Linked DNA regions of Homo sapiens: regions 1 and 3 are each linked to region 2. A link is a contact called in ENCODE Hi-C or POLR2A ChIA-PET data. All regions are on one chromosome and are shown on one strand. Each heading gives the region's core, a stretch centred on a gene start or an enhancer-like site at or near the end of the contact. The rest is flanking DNA. Distances are from core to core; before and after follow the strand shown.

Region 1 (4,526 bases), core at 1,298-3,797, 3.0 Mb after region 2:
GAGTGCAGTGGTGTGATCTCGACTCACTGCAACCTCCGCCTCCTGGGTTCAAGTGATTCTTCTGCCTCATCCTCCCAAGTAGCTGGGATTACAGGCATGCATCACCATGCTCAGCTAATTTTTGTATTTTTAGTAGAGATGGGGTTTCGCCATGTTGGCCAGGCTGGTCTTGAACTCCTGACCTCAGGTGATCCATCTGCCTTGGCCTCCCAAAGTACTAGGATTACAAGTATGAGCCACTGCGCCCAGCCAAAAATGTTTTTCATAGTTGAAGTTGCTATTGATATCTGGTAAAGTTAATGATGCTCCGTGTGCTCTACAAGTTGTAGAGTCCTCTGTGGGTGTTAGCTATCCTTACTTGGGAGTTGGAGCAGGTAAAACTTGACCTTTGTGCTTTCCTCTGCCATAGCTGGGGGTGGGGGGGCATCCTGGATACAACTGTCTGTTCAGATATCATTGTGTTTCACTATTGGACTCCTTGAGAGTAAGTGTTTAGTTTGCAACTTCTTGGCCTTGTAGCACCAGAGTTACCACATAGTGGTACTCATTAACTAGTTGTTTAATAAATCAATGAATTAATAAATCATTGATTATATTTTAGCTACCATTCTATTGATCCTAAGCCTGGAAATATGCTAAATACATTTTATACTCAGTGGCTGTCAATCCTGCGAACATTAACATCTTCTGGGGGACATTTTAAAATAGTATATGTGTGGCCCCACCCAAGACCAATTGAATCAGAATCTCTAGGACTGAGCCCAGGACACAGGTAGTGTAAAAGCTACCCAGGTGATTTTAATCTGGAAAATACAGAGAATCGATGAACTTTGGCCCATTATTTTTCTGGGGTTTGCTTGACTGAGCTGCTCATTAGTGTTGCTGATACCTTATTTCTGGGCTTCCTAGTTTCAGTGAACATGTTCTCCCATCTTGCCATTTGTCATGGCTAAAATATTCTGCATTTACAAGGATGCAAATTCATCATCTACATGTAATCTCTTTTGCATTTAGACCTGAACACGATCGTGCTGTCCAGGTAAATCATAAACTTAGATCCCTTTGTGGTGTGAAAGAAATACAAATTAGGATGGGGAAAATTAATGTTGACAGAGATCACTGATATGCTTTAAATTGCAGAGGCCCGGGTCTCAGATTGGTTTCAGAATCACAGCTATTGATAATCATTCTATAACATTATAAAGTGAGGAGGCAGTGCCTGGAAAGTGGTTTGAATTGGAGTCTAATCCCCAGTTAAGCATTTAGCTTGCAACTGTGTTGGCACAAACCAGCTAAAATTTACCATTGCTGCGAGGGGAGTGCTCACCTTGAAGGTGCTTCTGATTCTACAGAAGGCAGAGCAGACAAGCTCATTTTGCATGTTTGTCAAGGGTGTCCTTAGAGCAAAACTTGGTCTGGATTTCTTGGAATTATGGTGCTTTGTTTCTCTTGGATAGTTAACATTTTCATTTTCCTGAGTCTTGCTAAGGTGTCATTTTGTCCAAGAAGCAAGCATAAGTTGAGCTGGAGACAGGCATACACACATGTGGTGGGAACTGGGGAGAAAGATCACTATCACTCTAAGGCAGCAAGGTATACCTTTTCTTTGTCACCAGTGACAAAGTTAAATAACAACTTAAGATTCCAGTAATAACACAGGTGACAGTAGTGCTGTGAGTTGCTTCAGGAAAGGGGGATTTGATGCCAAATGCATGGTATCAGGGGAGCAATCAGCAGCCAAATGTGAAGTTATTTTTACTCAAGACAATGCTTTCTACTTTGTTTTTTTAAAAATTTCAGGATATACTCAAATATATCAAAAAAATCATGTAATTCTCAAAAATAATAATATATTTGTAGACTATATTAATACTATAGTATGCTTCTACCAGTGTGTATGGAAGGGGATAAAAATTCACATAACATCAGTGCTTTGTAAATGGGGGATCAAATTGACTAATGATCTGCTTGACACCTTTCCCCATGAGAACATCCCCAGGGTATAACTGTCAACGTCCCCAAACCCTGTGCTTTCCTAAGCTTCCTGGAAGCATTCAAGTCTGTGAATATTACTGCTGTTATGGAAAAATTGGCTTTTGTTTTTCCCCATGAGATATTTTTCCTGTCTTACTAGCATGTATGACCAGCATTTGCAGTGCATTTATCTCCTATTACCCTTTTGTTTTTCTTTTTGCTCTTACCTTTGATTCCAGAAATGTTTTTAAAATAATGGATGATAGTTAATACACAGCATGGCAGGCAGGAAAAATGAACAGCAGTGAGTTCATTTTGATAGACTATGCTGTCTGCAGATAATTTACCAGGGCAGAGTGCTGACATACACAACCCTAAAAAAAGGACTTATCCCTGTTCTTAAACCAAAATCATTCTTGAAAGTTTCCATTATTCATAAGGCAACATCTCTGAAAACTGCAGGGGGCTTTCCCACGATGATGCCTCTGAGCTAGTGGCTCTCTGGTTCAGGAGTTACAAACGAGCAAACATCTGTATTTGTGCACTTGGGGAGATTGCCAGCTTTCAGAGGACTTTACACTGAAGGCCAGCATGGTGAAACAGTTTCCTGTCCTTATTACCAAGTATTTTCCCCACCCGCTTCCATGCTCTTCTCAGTGAGTTCTGACTTCTGAGATTCTGCTCTTGCAGTTGTTTTTGTAGCTCCATTGTGTTGACTTTATTTCATCACTTTTCTGTCCTACTGCTACTGTAAACCCCTTGATGGTAGGACCACGTTTCTTTGTATGTACTGGTTTACTGGAGTGTACATTAAGTAGGCTTATCAACATTGAATTAGTTAATTAACAGCCAAAAAAGTATTTCTGGAGCTCGCTACATAGGATTTAAGTACAAATGCCTCTCAAGTATTTTTGGTCCCTGAGAGTCTTCTAGGAGAAGAAGGGTAGGGCAAGGATTTTTATGAGTCTTCTTAAAATTAGGAAGGAAATTAGACAACCAGTGTATATTTTTCCAGGATTCAACTCCACAGCATGTGGTTTTTCCAGAATCACACGGCTATAATTTGTGGTAATTGGTGGGGATTATAAAACCACAGTTATCAGCATTAATACATTTCATAGCCAGTTCCACCACAGTTGTATCTTAGGAAATTCTGATTGCAAAACTCCCCTGAGATCTGCTGAAATTACCTTTTCTTTGAAGGGCAGATTCCCCATGTCTTGATTGAGAAGGCTTTGAGCAGATGTGGTTTCAGAAGGAGTTAGTGGGGAAGCATTAGAACACTAGGTTCCCTGGACTTTTGAAGAAGTTTCACCTAGAAGCCTTATCTGACTAACCATATTATTAAAAAAAGAAAAAGTTCTGACTCCTAAGAACCATCATATCTTTCCAAATTCTGAAGAAAAAAACCAAAACAAAGCAAGATGAAACAGAATGCACCTGATTCAAGCATGCGATGTTATAAAGCCCTCCTGTGTTGGTGTTGTGCCTGTGAGCTGGCTATTTTCTTGAATGTGAAGATAATAATTTATAATGAGATGCTCAGATACATAAATACACACATGAACATACAATGCCAGCTTCCGTGTATCCCAGTAGCAAAATGAAGCAAGGAGAGCTGAGGGTTCTGCAAATAATTTGTATTCAATATACAGCAGCCCTGCCACTTATTTTGCAGGGTAGCTGATGACTGTTTACCCTAAGCATAAGCATAATGAGTCTGTTAGGAGTGACCTTTCCTGGTGATTTTGTAACCAATCTGTCTTAACCTTTTAATTCATTTTTGTTTTTTTGTTTTTTTTTTTTAGAGACAGAGTCTCGCTCTGTCGCCCAGGCTGGGGTGCAGTGGCACGATCTCGGCTCACTGCAAGCTCCGCTTCCCGGGTTCACGCCATTCTTCTGCCTCAGCCTCCCAAGTAGCTGGGACTGCAGGCGCTCAGCACCACACCCGGCTAATTTTTGTACTTTTTTTAGTAGAGACGGTTGGTATTTTTTTAGTAGGGATGATTTAATATGTCTCATCACCGTGTTAGCCAGGATGGTCTCAATCTCCTGACCTTGTGATCCACCCTCCTCGGCCTCCCAAACTGCTGGGATTACAGGCATGCGCCACTGCGCCCGGCCATCATTAATTTTCTTAAGCAAAAGAGGTCCTCCCATCCATTCTCTGTTAGCAAGCATTCATTTTATGCCATATTCGAAATATTAGTTTAGGATTTTTAATGACCATACTCCATTTATTTTCATCTTTCTTGCTGGGATCTCAGCAACCAAGTGCTCTGATTAATACGTGTGTGTGTGTGTGTGTGTGTGTGCACGTGCACATGCCTGTGCCCTCACAATTGTGTGTGGTCATTTGTTTGTTATAGGAACCTTGCTGACTACTCCAAAATTCAGCCAGGAACAGCAGCTTAAGTTGACGAAGTTTGATTTCCCATAAACTCAGGCTACTAAAACAATGGAGGGAAAATGAACCAGAAAGCCTGCAATGTAGGCGTTTTTTGGTTGATCTGCTTTTCCAGAAGCTGATTAGCACTCTAATCTCTCTCAGT
Region 2 (4,311 bases), core at 717-3,216:
TTATCTTGCAAACAGGAACTCAAATCCAGCTCAGGGAATGCAAGGTATTTCTCTCTCTCCCCTGAAGCTGGATGCCGTAAATTCTGAGCCAACTCCTTTTCTTTTAGGCAATGTGATTATTAAATACCTGTCCCCCTTAAGTTTCACTTATCTCTCTCTCTCTTATCTCGTTTTCTCTTATAACTTGATTTTTCCCACCAGCTTTCAGATGTGGGCTGGAACCAGTATTTTATTTACAATCTCTCTGTTTTTGGCTTCATAAATTTGGGGAAATGCAACAGATGTGTGCTGCTTTCCCAGGAAGCACATCTTTAGTTTTTTCATGCTTTAACTACACAGTCTAATTCGGCTTGCCTAAATGCTTATTCAATAACGACTTTGAGTTCTTGCAGGTAGCAGAACCTAGCTGATACAGGTATATTAGGCCTTACACCAAGGTCAAAGCAGGAGGAGGTGCCATTCACCTTTAAAAAAATGTGGTCACTTTCATTTAGTGCCAGGTGTTGTTCTAAGCACCAGGGAAATAACAATGAACAAGAGAGCCACCATCCCTGCTTTTGAGGAGTGCACATTCTGAAACATTCATTTCTGCAGAAAATATATAATGAGAACTTATGACATGTTAGATATTGTTCATCATTAAACAAAACAGAAACAATCTGCACTGATGGTTTTGTTGTGTGCGTGGGTGGTGGCAGGAGAGGGGGAAGAATACAGTACACATAAGTACATTAAAAGAATCCTGTTAAAAGGTGGTAAGTGCTATGGAAAAAATGAAGTAGGGTAAGGCGGATTAGGAATATTGGAATGATTTACAAATTTAAATAGGATGGTCAGGGTAGGTGATACTTGAACGAAGACTTGAAGGAAAATGAGGAAGGGAGCCTCAATATTTGGGGGATGAGCAAGTCCAAAAGCCCTGGGACATGAGTGTACCCTGCTTTTTCAAGGAGAGCCAGGAGGCCATTTCAGCTGAAGAAGAGTGAGGAAGGTGAGAACAGGAGGAAATGTGGCTGGGGGTAGATCAAATGGAGCTTTTATGCTGCGTGAAACGAGAAATTAATGGAAAGTGCTGAGCAAAGAAGTGACCTGGTGTCACGCTTCAAAGGACTGGTCTGGCGGCTTTGTTCAGGCTGGACTGTGCAGGTGCGGGATGGTGAGGGGATATTTGGGGGGCTGCTGTAACCACACGGGTGGGGTGGTACAACCCTCTGATGCACATCAGAGGGTAGGAGGTGGAGGTGGTGTGACACGGCCAGATTAGGGGTCTATTTTGGAGGCAGGGCCAACAAGATTTTGCTGGCAGATTAGATGTGGGGTGTGAAAGAGAAGAGGCAGGGAGGATTCCTAAATTTTGCCTCTTAAGAATAGAGTAGCCATTGATTGAGATGGCAAAGAAGACTGGTGGAGAACGTTTTTGCTTTGCTTCGGTGCATTGGGAGTTCCAGGAGTTCCGTTTGGACGTTAAGTTTGAAGGGGCTATTTACTATCCAAGCGGAGCGGAGAGCTGGATTTTGAAGCTCTCTGGGAACATACTTTTGGGGACATTTCTAAAGCTTGAGACCCTGTTCCAAAGCCTCGAAGACCCTGTCGAGGTTCTTCCGGAGCCGGCCACGTCCCTCTCTTCTCAGCCCTCCTAAATTAAGCCGGAAAATCCCTGGGACAGTAGCCCCTTTATTCGGCAAAGCCCTTTTTCCTCTTTGAGGAATGACGACAAAAACGAACAAAAATGAAGACACTCAGCAGCACTGCGTCCTTTCCCCGCTCGCTGCAGGGAGAGGCAATGCGGACTGGTGTGGAAGGGCAGGCCCCGCTCTGGGCCGCAGGCGCTGCGGCCGCGAACCCCAGGTCCGGGAGTGTGGGCGGGGCCTGCGTGTGGGCGGGGCCGCGGCGCCAGCGCCCGCCACGGGCGAGGGCGTGGCCGACCCGGCGCTAGCCCGCCCGCCCGCCCGCCGGCTCTCGCGCCTCCTTCGCGCCGGCCCTTCCGCGGGTGATCAGCTGGTCTGCGCTCCCCTGACGTGGGCTGGGGCACGTCACCGCCGAATGGCAGCCTCCAGAAAGCCACCGCGAGTAAGGTGAGGGCACTCCGCCGGCAGCCGGCGTCCGGGCAGCGTGCAGCCCTCGCTGCGCGGCCGCGCGTGTTGCACCTCGGCGGGCAGGGACGCGCGGGTGAGGAGCCCGGCCCGCCGCAGTCTGGCGAGGGCCGCGCTCGCCGGAGCCCCGGAACAGGAGCCGGGGGAAGGGGTCCATGAGGCCGGGCGAGATCCGGTTCGTTTCCGGAGGGTCGGTGGGCACGGGGCGGCCCGAGTCTGGTTCCTGGACGCGTATGCCCGCGGAACTGCTGCACTCGGCCTGAGGGGGCGGCGGCCGTCACAGTTCCTGGCCCGCGGGAAGGCCCCGTTCTTGGAGGAAGTTGGCCCCTCTTCGTGTCCGGGGAGGTGGGCGAGCCTTTGCCCTCGCTTCTGTTACCCAGGAATCTAAACCTCAAGTTACAATCTCGACAATACTGACTCCTGCAATTCACTCTACTGATCTGTCACCGCCACAAGGATAGACGGTCGCGGGCCCCTCCCTACCCAAATGGTTTCAGAGGCTGTGTAAGGGAATATTTTGGTATAATCTCCAGGAAAATCCCCCCAGTAGCCTGCCCTGGGCTCTCCTTGGGCATAGGAGGGTGAGACAGATAATTTCCCGGCCTCAAGTTAAACATGTTTTAGTTTATTCCCCTGCCATAACCAGGATGTACTTATCAGAGCCTCTGACAAAGTGGGAGACGGAGAGAGGTGTTCAGAGTTCATGGAGGCCACAGGCCAGACTCCCTGGCCATCCCCAAGGGGTCACCCACCTGCTAACCACTTGAGACATGAATGCACTCACTTTGCAGCATGGCCAGGCTTTCTTGCTGAACACAGACCATGGCTCCTGCTTGTGTTTGTGAGTAGGGGGGTCCCAAACCTACCTTGACCTGGATTTGCCGTTGCCACAGCTTGTTAAGGGTGAGCAGAAAACCAGACCCACCCTGTGGAAGTATGTGGGAGGGGTGGAGAACTTCCATCTGGAAGGAGCTTCCTGTAAGTGAAGTGCTGGAAATGGAGTCAGGCAAGTGGATAATGATGAGTTAGGCTGTAGGCCTCAGGTGGTCTTTAGGGGGCCAAGGTGATCTGTGCTAGATTTATAGACTCACAGCCTTTTAGGAGCAGAAGAGTCTTTTCTACACCAGCTGGTAGAGTCTTTTTTACCTCAAAGGAAAGTCCAGTGAAAGGCTGAGAGAGGGGAAGCCATTTTCCACAGGCGCCTCCCCTACTGGTAGAATTTGAGTGCCATTCCTTGTAAAAGTGAGCACTTCTTTCAGTTTCGGTAATGGAAACTGAACTCAAATTGATTTACCTAAAATGGGGTTGAGCTGGCTTCTAGTGTGGCTGAATCCGGGAGCACCACCAACATTGGCTTCAGACTTCTCTTTATCATCTCTTGGCTCTGATTTATTCAGTATCCGCTTCATTCTCAGGGAGACTTTCTCCTTATGGCAGGTTATGACAGTTCTAGGCTGACAGCCCCAGCAGAGAAGTTGAGCCCTCCTTCCTAATGGAGCAGAAGTCCCTGATCTGATGCTCACTGGGCTGCCTTAATTCTCATGTTCATCTGTGAACCAATCATTATGGCCAGAGGGAGGGATTGACCTGCTTTGGGTCCCAGAGCCTGTTAGGTGTTTGGATAAGACTGCTTTGAACCCCTTGGGCTGAAATGGAGAGGGTACATTCTCAAAAGGAAAACCAAGGTTCCCATCAAAAGGAGGGATGGATTCTGGGTAGACAAAGACAACATTGCTTACTTCCCAACCTTAGAACTTGTTCCAGTTTACCCTTGTCTCATCCACTAGGTGTGATTGAGCATCTTGTTCCTTGTTTTGCCCCATGCTGAACGCTACACATGTGTGATTCCCATGAACTGGGGGTTGCAGGGGGGTGAGGTATTCAGAACCCTGCCAGAATTTCTTGGAAAAAGAGGGAGAAGGCCTTTTCTAGTGCTACCATAACCATCTTATACAAAGATTGAAAGTGCTCTGCATGCTTCTTGCCCCTTACCCACTTTGTGGCTCATCATGAAGTTGAGAAGGTGTAGGTCGAAGAAGTTCTGGGAAGGGTAGGAGCACTGAGCTGGATGTTGGGAGGCTGGAACGCTGGTTCTAGCTCTGTCAGCAGTTAGCTGTGAGGCCTTGAGCCAGTCATTTGATCTTTGTTTCTTGGTTTCCTGGTCTAGAGGAGGGAATTGAGTTGGATAGTCCCTGAGGTATATTCTTCTAGTTCTTAA
Region 3 (4,405 bases), core at 1,162-3,661, 2.5 Mb before region 2:
ATGTGCCACCACGCCCAGCTAGTTTTGTATTTTTAGTAGAGACAGGGTTTCTCCATGTTGGCCAGGCTGGTCTCAAACTCCCGACCTCAGGTGATCCGTCTGCCTCGGCCTCCCAAAGTTTTGGGATTATAGGCATGAGCCACCGGGCTCTGCCCAGTTTTATTTTTAAGGTACTGAATTCAAAAAGTTTCCTTCTATGTGTTAAGAATTGTCACATTAAAATATAAAGGCAAGAAAAAAATTGTAACACGATCTGTTTTCTTGGAAATTTACAACTTTGCATCCAAGGATGATTTTGTTACCTTGTAAAACAGCTTCCCAATACAAAAACTAATAACCCAAAGAAATGTTTCTACTGCTAAAACAATTACAATTAAAAATGAGTAAAACTCTAACTGGAACCACAAGTCCTGATACTCTGAGGCTCTGGGACTCAATTCAAAGGAAGTAGTCTCCAACAATAACAAAAATCAAGACGATCTCCGGCAGTGGAGAAAAGCAGAACTGAAGAGAAGAGGCGAGGTGATGTATCATGAAGAGATGAGGCCATCAGCCACTTTCGACACAAAAATCTCTGAGGCAGCAGAGCTTGGTGGTATATACTACCTTGGTTCTCTCCTCTTGTTCCCTTACTTGGACTCATAAACCTCTTTAAGACATCATCCATCTCCTCCAGAACTAACTGGGGACTTCAGGAGATGAGTGGGGTATAAGTTCAGAGATCCTGGCTTCAAGCAAATATCCCTATTAACAGAAAATAGGTGAGGGGAAGAAAAACAAAGAAATAAGGGAAGAAAATTACTTATAAACACATAAGTTTTGGGGGAAGTAGGGAAAGGGAAAGAGGAATGACAACTTAGGTCCGGGAGAAATTATTGCTAGTACCAGGACAAGTGGGCAAGTGAAGTGCCCACCAATCCGCAGATTAATGAGCACATCCACCTTTCTACACTTTATATCCTGGAGCTAGGGTAGGGACAAGTCTAGCAGCCAGATGATGGTTCAATTTCCCTAACAAAACTAAACAAAAATGTAAAACCCTTTTCTGTAACTAACTACTCTAATCTGTAGAGAAAGATAGTCCCCGAATCAACATTGTACAAACCATAGTTACAAAAGATCATATTTATATTCACCTGCTCATTCACTTATTTTCCTGAGCCCCTAATAAGTAAACGCCAAGGAAATCAGACACAGCTCCCACCTTCACATAGTTGACAGTCTAGCATAGAAAATAAGATGTGCTAAAACACAAAAGGAAACACAAAAACAAAAACATTTCCAGATGGGAGATGTGAAATTTTTAAGTGTGAAAAATTATCTTGTACCAAGTTTTACATGAAACTGGGTTATACAATAAATCCCCAAGAAGGATGAGAAACAAGAAATGGGGGTGGGGGGTATGAAAAATACTAATGCTAATACAGCAACTAACAACACCAAAAGTGACTTTAAATATGTTATATAAATTTAATCTACCTAACAACCCCATGAGAGAAGTACAATTTTCCCCCATTTACTAAGAAGGAAAGTTGAAAGAGACTAAGAAGTCTGTTTAAGAGGCACAACTTTTATTTTATTTATTTATTTGAGACGGAGTTTCACTCTTGTTGCCTAGGCTGGAGTGCAATGGCGAGATCTTGGCTCACTGCAACCTCCGCCTCCCGGGTTAAGAGGCACAACTTCTAAGTGACAGAGGTAGGATTTGAATCTAGGCACCCTGATTCTTACCTCTATTTTGCCGCATATAATTATAACAATATTATTACTAACACAACAACGCCGCTGTAGATTGTAGATCCATAGGCTACATACTTTCATTCATTTTCTTTGAATACTCACATGTCTATAATTTACAAATGAAAACATTAAGACTCTTAAGACGTTAAGAAACGTTTCCAGGTTATGCAAGTTACAAGAAGGTAGAGCCGGGATTCGAACTCAGATGGCTCAGATTCCGAAGGCTCTTTTCACGGCACCCCACACCCGAACTTGACTCCTTACCCTCAACCAAGCCAAGCCGTATCCCTCCTGGGAACAGCCGGCACCACCCACTCCAGCCTCGCGCCTCATAGACACACTTACTCGGGCGGCGTTCCACCGCCCGCACCCTCCCAGCTCTCCCCAGCACCCTCGTCCAGCCGGGCAAGGCTCTCACCAGGCGGGAGTCGTGGGACCCTCGCAATCTTGCTGGTGATCTCTGCAGTGAGCACCGCGAAGTCCTGCTCGTAACCTTCGAAGTCGGACGACATGGCGGCTCCGGAACGAGTAGCCCAGGCCAAAGCCTAGGTCAGGGAAAGGGCCTCGAGGGGCAGCGAGGGGCCCCGCGGCTTAGGAACCCCGGAAGGTGCCCCCGAGAGCAGAACGGAGAACCGGGGACAGCTCTCAACCCAGCCGCTTCCTGGTTGTTCGTCGCAATCTCGGTTCTCCGGAAATTGGGTTGCGTGCGTGCTTTATTTTCCGCTCCGACTTTAAGATAAGTAAGTTCGCAAAGGAAAAGCGCCCCAATTAGTGCCTCCCCCCAGAAAAGCGTATGAAAATATGCAAGTTCTGAGGGATCATTAGAAGCGTTTTTTCCCCCCTTCGTGTTCTGGGAATCGGCTCCGGATCCACACGCTACAAGGCACAGCAGCTTGCTTCCGGAGGGAGGTTTGAGGCGGCGAACCTCCGGAAGTGACAGTAACAGAGACTGCGCAGGGGGCCTGAGCGGGAGAGTCCTGGCGAGGGCGCTGGCCGAGAGGTGCTCGGCTTGTAGCAGGTCCCGCACTCCAGCCTCTCGCTGCCAGGGTTTGCTCTCTGCTTGTCCTGGGCTGAGGTGTCCATGACGGAGTCATCCAAGGAGGAAAAAATCTGTTCCGGGTGAGCCCAGGCCGCCCCGGATATGCGATGGCTGAGGAGCAGACACCAGGGACCACACTGAGGTGGGAGTCAAGGCAGGGAATATAAGCACGATTTTGGTGGTCTTTGTCCCACCAGAGTGGGAGCAGGCTCTCCTGAATGTTGAGACCAACCTGGCTTACCAGGATATTTCTTCCTTGGGTGAGGATTTATTTCTAAGCCCTCTGCTCCATGACTCGGGCGGGAAACTGAGGCACAAGTCAACAGCGTCTGCTGCGTGGTAGTCTGTATTATCCATGTAGCTCAGATCCTCTTCCAGATCTTCAGATCCAGTCCAGGCAGAGATGCCCTTCCACAAATCTCTCCGGAGCTCGCCGCCCTGCCTTCCATTTCCCTCGCTCCTGGAGGCACTTCCTCTTCTTTCTTCCCTCGAATCTTCTAATTCAGGTTCTTCTCATATACTCTTCTGGTCATAATTTCACACACACCACACACACTCTCGCTCTATCTCCTCCCTTCCTTTCCTTGCATGCTCTCTTTGCTTTCACTGTCGCTCCTTTACTTTTGGGCCAAATTGACTGTTCTCTTGATGTTTGGGTGGCGGGGTGGAGGAGACTGCAGGCAAATGGCATAGACCATGTCTGACTCATACTTGGCTTAATTCAAGACTTCATAAGAGGCAGCTTAGAATTTCATAAAGGGAGGTCGTTGACTTGCCTTCTATTCTGGTTCACCTGTTACTTGTGACCTTGGTCTAATCACTCAGCCTCTCTAAGACAATTTCTGTTCTATGAAGAAGGAAACTGAATTAGATCAACTCTAAGGTCCTAAAATTCTTTGTCTTCTCAAACTATTCACTAAGCGTTGGATGGTGACAGTCCCCTGACAAGCGGAGAAGGAATAAAAAAAACTATTTTGGAATCGTGTATCCAGTTTGCATGCCATTCAAACTTGTACCATATTTTGGATAAGTCAAAAGTAGTTCTTTTTGACATTTGACAAGATATGCATCCCAAAGTGTAGTGCACTTGTGAGATGCTGTTGTGTAGGTGTTTATTGTAGTTAACAAGTATGGTATGCAATAAAGGTTTTGTTTTGTTTTGTTTTAACTGAACTTTCCCATTTTGTTTTCTTTAGGTTGGGTTTCAGACCAAGACACTGGATTCTCCTAGTTAAGATAAAGAGCTTTGGGTGCCTGACAGTGAAAATGGTGTAATCTGCGTTAACAGTTCACAGCTTGAAGGCATGACAATTAAAGAACACACATGGACTTGTGGCACATGGAAATGTGCGCACAGAAAAAGGAAATCTATAATTCTTTTAAAGTAGGAAGGCATTCTTCCTTGCCAAAATGGGTACATTCTGTTCGGTTATCAAGTTTGAAAATCTACAAGAATTAAAGAGACTGTGTCACTGGGGTCCCATCATAGCCCTTGGTGTTATAGCAATATGTTCTACCATGGCCATGATTGACTCTGTGTTGTGGTATTGGCCCTTACATACAACTGGAGGAAGTGTGAATTTCATCATGTTGATAAATTGGACTGTCATGATTCTTTATAATTAC

Evidence for each region. Hi-C counts contacts between places; a loop is a spot of excess contacts on that map. ChIA-PET counts read pairs that join two places held with the same protein, here RNA polymerase II (POLR2A). Pooled maps may share reads with other maps.
Region 1: a map with no recorded cell type shows a loop between it and region 2 (5-fold over the local background). The contact joins the enhancer-like site here to the promoter of XPNPEP1 in region 2. A Hi-C loop is called at or near these places in 6 of 37 single-sample maps with no recorded cell type and 4 of 50 pooled maps.
Region 3: a map of B cell shows a loop between it and region 2 (6-fold over the local background). The contact joins the promoter of VTI1A here to the promoter of XPNPEP1 in region 2. A Hi-C loop is called at or near these places in 2 of 168 maps with a recorded cell type or tissue (B cell and CD4-positive, alpha-beta T cell), 1 of 37 single-sample maps with no recorded cell type and 7 of 50 pooled maps. POLR2A ChIA-PET finds 5 or more read pairs at or near these places in 1 of 52 experiments (CD4-positive, alpha-beta T cell).

What each region holds. Positions count from the first base shown.
Region 1 is chr10:106,929,537-106,934,062 of GRCh38, reverse strand. All of the region lies in intron 2 of SORCS1 (sortilin related VPS10 domain containing receptor 1), which reads left to right. Among named protein-coding and RNA genes, the nearest start is that of SORCS1, 230 kb to the left of the region's middle. Within about 2 kb of position 2,547, at least 3 of the 41 ENCODE cell types and tissues checked have a DNase peak (open chromatin) inside an H3K27ac peak, as active enhancers do.
Region 2 is chr10:109,921,166-109,925,476 of GRCh38, reverse strand. It overlaps XPNPEP1 (X-prolyl aminopeptidase 1), which reads left to right and starts at 1,966. Exons shown (of 21, transcript NM_020383.4): 1 at 1,966-2,075. The coding sequence starts at 2,044. RefSeq lists a silencer at 1,751-2,290.
Region 3 is chr10:112,445,221-112,449,625 of GRCh38, reverse strand. VTI1A (vesicle transport through interaction with t-SNAREs 1A) reads right to left here and starts at 2,411. Exons shown (of 8, transcript NM_145206.4): 1 at 2,159-2,411. The coding sequence starts at 2,252. It overlaps ZDHHC6 (zDHHC palmitoyltransferase 6), which reads left to right and starts at 2,712. Exons shown (of 11, transcript NM_022494.3): 1 at 2,712-2,921; 2 at 3,976-4,405. The coding sequence starts at 4,190. RefSeq lists enhancers at 2,346-2,605, 2,806-2,925.